2 separate regions of the Mus musculus genome follow, and region 1 is linked to region 2. A link is a loop called in an ENCODE intact Hi-C map of the cell type or tissue named here. Cell type or tissue: left cerebral cortex. All regions are shown on one strand. Each heading gives the region's core, and the rest is flanking DNA. Links, peaks and the distances in the headings are about the cores only.

What was found. Peaks named below come from ENCODE experiments on the same cell type or tissue, not always from the same donor. Only the 100,000 strongest peaks of a DNase experiment are listed, where the experiment ranks them.
Region 1: a loop joins it to region 2, with 3 times the contacts of the local background. A loop is called at or near these places in 2 of 42 quality-filtered maps.

The regions. Positions count from the first base shown.
Region 1 is chr10:98,803,731-98,806,656 of GRCm38, forward strand. No RefSeq gene overlaps it. Among named protein-coding and RNA genes, the nearest start is that of Gm40750, 1.9 kb to the right of the region's middle. In left cerebral cortex, for the core only: no CTCF peak of the experiment used is centred there; a DNase peak (open chromatin) is centred at 1,478; H3K27ac peaks cover 751 bases.
Region 2 is chr10:99,083,314-99,086,239 of GRCm38, forward strand. It overlaps the pseudogene Gm51755. Among named protein-coding and RNA genes, the nearest start is that of Poc1b, 22 kb to the right of the region's middle. In left cerebral cortex, for the core only: a CTCF peak has its summit at 1,792 (motif pointing left); a DNase peak (open chromatin) is centred at 1,788.

The sequences.
Region 1 (2,926 bases), core at 321-2,820, 280 kb before region 2:
ACCATGGCATATGCTGAAGGCTAAAGCTGATGGCTGGCTCAAATGAGATGCAGTTCTCAGGTTGCTTAACCAAAACCCTGCTTAGAAACACTTTTTTTCTGGAAGTCAAAAATCCCACTTTGAAATTCTCAGCAACTCTCGAAACCTGGAAGATTTAAAATGTTACTTTTTTTGTTGTTTTCCTGGAAGACCCATTCAAGTGCTTCTTTCTCCTTTCATTTCCTCCAATGAACCAAAAGATAAAATGGCTCACTTGAAATTCATGAGCATTTTTATATACGTTCCTCAGAAAAACTTCATTCTAAGCATTCTCAATGCAGTGTAAGTATTTTTATTTTTAAGATTTAAGAACCAAAGACACATGAGGGGGGTATGTATTGTTATGTCAGATAATTCTTGTAAAAATAATCCCTGGAATCCTCTTATAAAATAGGAACAAGATCTAAATATTTTAGCAGGACTTATGGCTCCAGCGAGTCCTATATTTGCCCTTGCATTTCTCTCCCATGTCTTCCCCCCACCCCCCAGTTCCCTGTATCTCTAGGCTCTGCAATTGTATTTCACACTCCTCTTGGAATTGTCTCTTCCTGGAAGGCTCACCTTTCCTCCTTTGAATGGCTGTTTACCCTTTGACTTATCTTCAGCCTATTAAATATCATTTGCCTCCAGTTTATTCAAAGTGAGAACTCTCCTTGCTTGTCTTTAATTTGACATCTTGTCCCTGACTTTCTTAACACATAATTTACAATTTTCTATTTCCCAGGAGCCTATCATAGGATCTCACACTCCAAGAAAAAATGAATCAAAACTAACTATAATGTTGGACCTTGGTAAGTTCTTGATAAACATTTATTTAGTCAATGAACTCGAAGCCACAAGGAAGTCATAAAAGAAAATTATTTTATTTCTTTATACTGGTGCACCATTACTTCAATTCAAATATTAAATGCTAGAAAGTGGCTTCCTTTACATCCATAAAAATTAAGGTCTTCCAACACAATTTATTTTTAAAAAATTAGGTTGTAATGTTTAAGGGAGTTTTAGTGAGCTTGGGTTTCTCAGACTGACATATGAGGATGCCAAATTGTTCTCTTCAGCCTTTAAGGTGGTAGGCCCACCTTCCATGATGACATTCAAGTCTTAAAAGCAACAACTTGCGCCAAGACCTGTCCCCTAGAGAGACTAGTCATTGCACAGAGATTTGATGGGGCAGCTGCTGGCACTTGCCTGCACACAGTTGCCTGCGTCTACTGAGAAAGGAGAGTAAGACAGAAAACTAGGAGGGCGCCACAGAACATGTCAAGGATTCAGGTCCCATGGAAACACTGGGAAGGCATGATAGTGATTTGAACAGGGGAAAGATGTAAGAAAAGATGGACAGGCCAGAAGTAGCCTGTGCATCCTTCCTGCATTGGTAACACAAAGATGTCATTATAAGATGTGCTTTGAGTTGGGTTTCACAGCCCACTCCAGGGGCTGGGGATGGACTCAGGAAAATGATAGTTCCTGTTAGTAGTTTCTGCCTAAGCTGCATCCTGTACTGCTTTCAGTTCTGTCTTTTATGGAGGACATAAGTTTTGAGTATCTTCCAAAGCAACACAAGTAAAAATAAATCAAGAAAGATTCTGTTTTACACTCCACTTCCCTCCATGTCCTTAGCCAGGAAGAAAGCCAGCATGGGTCTATATCTTTCCAAGTTGTTCCTCTGTGAAGCACCATTGAACTCCCAATGGTTTTCTGTAAGGGATAGCTCCACATGAAATAAACATGGGAACAAAGGAAAGACTCAGAGAATTTTGTGCTACTAGCTGATAAGAAACATGATAGATGATGAAGATAGATAGATAGATGATAGATAGATAGATAGATAGATAGATAGATAGATAGATAGATGGATGATGGATGATAGATAATCATCCACCTATAGAGAGATATAGATATAGGAATGTATCTATACCTATCTATAGATAGGTGATTATGATGATGATGATGACAATGATGATGAAGATAGATAGATAGATAGATAGATAGATAGATAGATAGACAGATGATAGATAGATAGATAGATAGATAGACAGACAGACAGACAGATAGATGATAGATAGATAGATAGATAGATAGATAGATAGAGGACAGACAGGTAGATAGATGATCATCCATGTATAGATAAATGATCATCCATGTATAGATGCTGGAAAATAGATAGATGATAGATACATGATAGATGATAGATAGATTATCATCCATCTATAGATAAATAGTTATAGATATAGGAAGAAATCTATATCTATCTATAGATAGATTATGATAGATAGATAGATAGATAGATAGATAGATAGATAGATAGATAGATGGTAAATAATACATGATAGATAAATTATAGATTATAAATATACATATTTGTATAACATTTAATAATAATTGTGCTACTGATTACATGTATTTGTAAAAAATGGCAGTGCAAATTTAATGACATCAGAAAGCTTATAGAGTTTTCTAAAAGTTTTTTTTGATAATATTTTTTTCTTTTTCTTTTTCTTTTGTTTTTTTTTTTGTTTTTTGTTTGTTTGTTTGTTTTTTGTTGTTTTTTTTTTTTTGAGACAGGGTTTCTCTGTATAGCCCTGGCTGTCCTGGAACTTACTCTGTAGACCAGGCTGGCCTCAAACTCAGAAATTCGCCTGCCTCTGCCTCCCCGGTGCTGGGATTAAAGGCGTGCACCACCACATTCACTAAATCATAAATCTGTTTATTTCCTCTATGGAAAAGATGGTTACCTGGTGTTCTGGCTTTTTTTTTTAATAGTTTAAGTATTAAAAAACTTCTTTGTGACTGAGCATCAGCTTGAATCAGGTTTACTCATTTATCAAAATAATATCACAGTAATTTGACAGCATAAACCCAGCATGCGCAAGCAGAGAAGTACATT
Region 2 (2,926 bases), core at 336-2,835:
TGTTTCCTTCCCTCTCTTGCTGCCTTATGCCCTGCTAACGACTGATAGTGCAGTTCAGGTTCCAAAAACGAATCTGATTGGCCTCCATCCCCATCAGGGTTGGGAGATGATGAAGCCATTTGCCTTGTATTTAGGACCTGTGTTTCTGGAGCTAAAAGAGGGACCAGAATGGCGGCTGAGGAACGACAGCTTAGCCTGAAATCGTTATTCTTAGCCATGTTCTCTGCATTGTCCTGTCGAGCTCTGTGGCCTGGGACGCTGACCTCCACTAGGGCCGCTGTTGCACTTGCTTTTGCTCATTCTCTGCCAGGAGACCCTGGCACGGGGCCAGAGAGCAGAGGAGAGCAAGGCTGGGTATTCTGATGCCCTCCTCTTCTGTCATCTTTGCCTTGCCATGGGGCAGGCAGTGTTACAGCTAGCATGGCACCCCAGAGGTCAGGACTTAGGCCTAAGCGATACCTCGGCACGTGTCACTTCTGTGCTAACAGTGCCCACAGCTGTGTAAGTTGTCCCTGTGTGGAATGCTCTTCAGCTAGGCACTTTGAGGGCTCCTTTCCAATACTTCATAGGTCAGCAGGTAAAGCTGCCGAGAGGAGGGTAGAGGTCAGTTACTGTGGGAATACGGAGAAGTCTGAACAGGCCAGAATAAAACGCATGTTCACATCCTGAAACCGTCCAAGGCAAAAACAATGATCATTATTGATTGGACTTCTTTTTTTTTTTCCATTATCAGTGAGAAAAATCTTATGACATTGGCTCATGGGCACCAAAGTTAAGGGATTTTCTAGGACGCAGTCGATCAGTGCTAAAACTGGAACAAACTGGAACTGCTACCTTAATCCGTAGCTATTATCAGGACCTTGTAGTCCTGCCCTGCTATTGCAGTGGAGGGACTATTTTAAGTAAAAGAATGCTGGTCTGGCACCAGATTCCTCCCCTATTCATCCACAGTCAATGGCTGATGTCATTTGTCGCAGCATTCTTTAAGTCCATCCTTGCAATCCGAGAGTCTCTTTTAGCATATGGGTCAGGTACCCACTATCAATCCATCCGTTAGAACACCCAGTGAGAGACTCTCTGACACTCTTGAATTAGAACTTTGGTCTCAAAGTCAGAAACTGAATTGGACCAAGTGAACCTTCCAGAACCTCTCTTGCTCCTACAGCCTTGGCCATTGCTGACATATTTGTGGCTAGCCTTCCGGGTTCCCTTGGGCTTGAATAAGCCCCAGATTTGCGTGCTCTGTCTCCTGCTGTAAGAGTGCCAAAGACTGGCCATGTGTCAGAAGAAATACAGCACACACCCCTGCAACATGAACAATCTGCCGGGTACTCTTCTCTTGGCTCTTTGTACATTTTTTGTTCTTGTTAGATGTATTTTCTATTTTCTACAGACACAGCCCTGACTTTATTAAGCCCTTGAAGACAGGGAAATCTTTGGCCCGAATGACTAACCCAGTAGCATGGGAGCGAGATAGTACAGGGCACAACCGTATGCGCGCGCGCGGTTTGAATGCAGGCTCGCTTCATCTCTGTAATGTAATTATTTTCTACCTGCTTCAATGACTTAGCGGAAATCAGGAACTTAGCAAACAGCAGATACTTAGTTCTGGCTTTGTTTGCTGCACATCAGTCCCGGTGTGGTGAATATAAGTGCGAAGGGGGAAGATCTCTATCCCAGACCCCAATCCCTTTATTCTTTTCCGCCAGACTCCATTGCCTAGGCAAAAGCTCCTTCCTTGCGCCCATGGCAATCTAGGTTCGCCTCCTGAAGGAGTGAAGTCCGGGAGCGCCCTCTAGAGGACAGCGGGGCTCAAAACCTCTGCTACATTACCGCTCACAAGATCTGTGCTGTGGTTTTATTTGTCCCTCCAAAGGTTGGTCCCTCCTCTTGTGTTCTGTTTGTCCTTCGAGATCTATTTCCATTTCTTTCTGCTTTGTTCTGGACCCCAGGCTGATGACCTTCCTTTGCCACCACCACTTAGCTTGATTTTAACCAGTAAAAGTCACCCGAGATGCATCGTTGAGATACTGTTTCTCTCAACTCCTCCAAGCCGGGCTGTTAGGGGTAGGTGGGCAGTGCTCCTCTACCCAACCCCACAGCTGCTCCCATGCAAACCCGCATGTTCTACCATGCCCAGCTCCTTGGTGTCAGCTCCCTGGACACAGAAATGACTTCCTGATGAGGCTAGCTAGCCTCGCGGTGGAAGTTCTGTCTTCAGCCTTGTGTCCCTTAGTCCTGGCTGTGCCCTTCTTTGTAAATAGCCCATGGGTCATGCTCTTCCCACTAGCCAGTCTGAGTATGCTTTATTTTCTGGTTCCTGTTGGGTTCTACTGATACTGTATGCAAAATCTTTGACCTAAGTCTTTTCTCTCTCCTACCTCCCCAATACCCTGTGAGCAATAAACCAATTACTGAAGTTTGCACAATGTAAGCATACTGTGTATATCTTAGGATTCTCTCCAGAATGCCTCCAGCAGGCAGGCCCTACTGTCTCTTGTTCAATTCCTACATAACCTACTTTCCCTCTACCTAGCTCCAATTCACTCTCTATTTAAAGCCTTCCACTAAAATGCTGCTTCTAACCAGGTCTTCCTAAACTTTGGTACACGTTTGTTGTTGTTGTTGTTTTGTTTTGTTTTCCTTATGTGCTTGGCATCTATGCAATTTCTATCCTATGAAGTAGCTGTCATATATTTGTCTGTCTTCACCTTTTCTTTAGTGTCTAGGAAGATCTTGGGTAGTTTAATTACATTCTGTGACTAGATTAATTAATAATGCCTAATTCAACCCACACACATCTCCTGAACCGTGGGGATTTCTTCACACGTGTTCTGCTCAGTGCTTTTGTTATATGATTGTGGGAAGGGATGTTGTCCCCTCCAACGTGAGGGGGCACACCCAGTTGCACCTGTCACTGGCAACC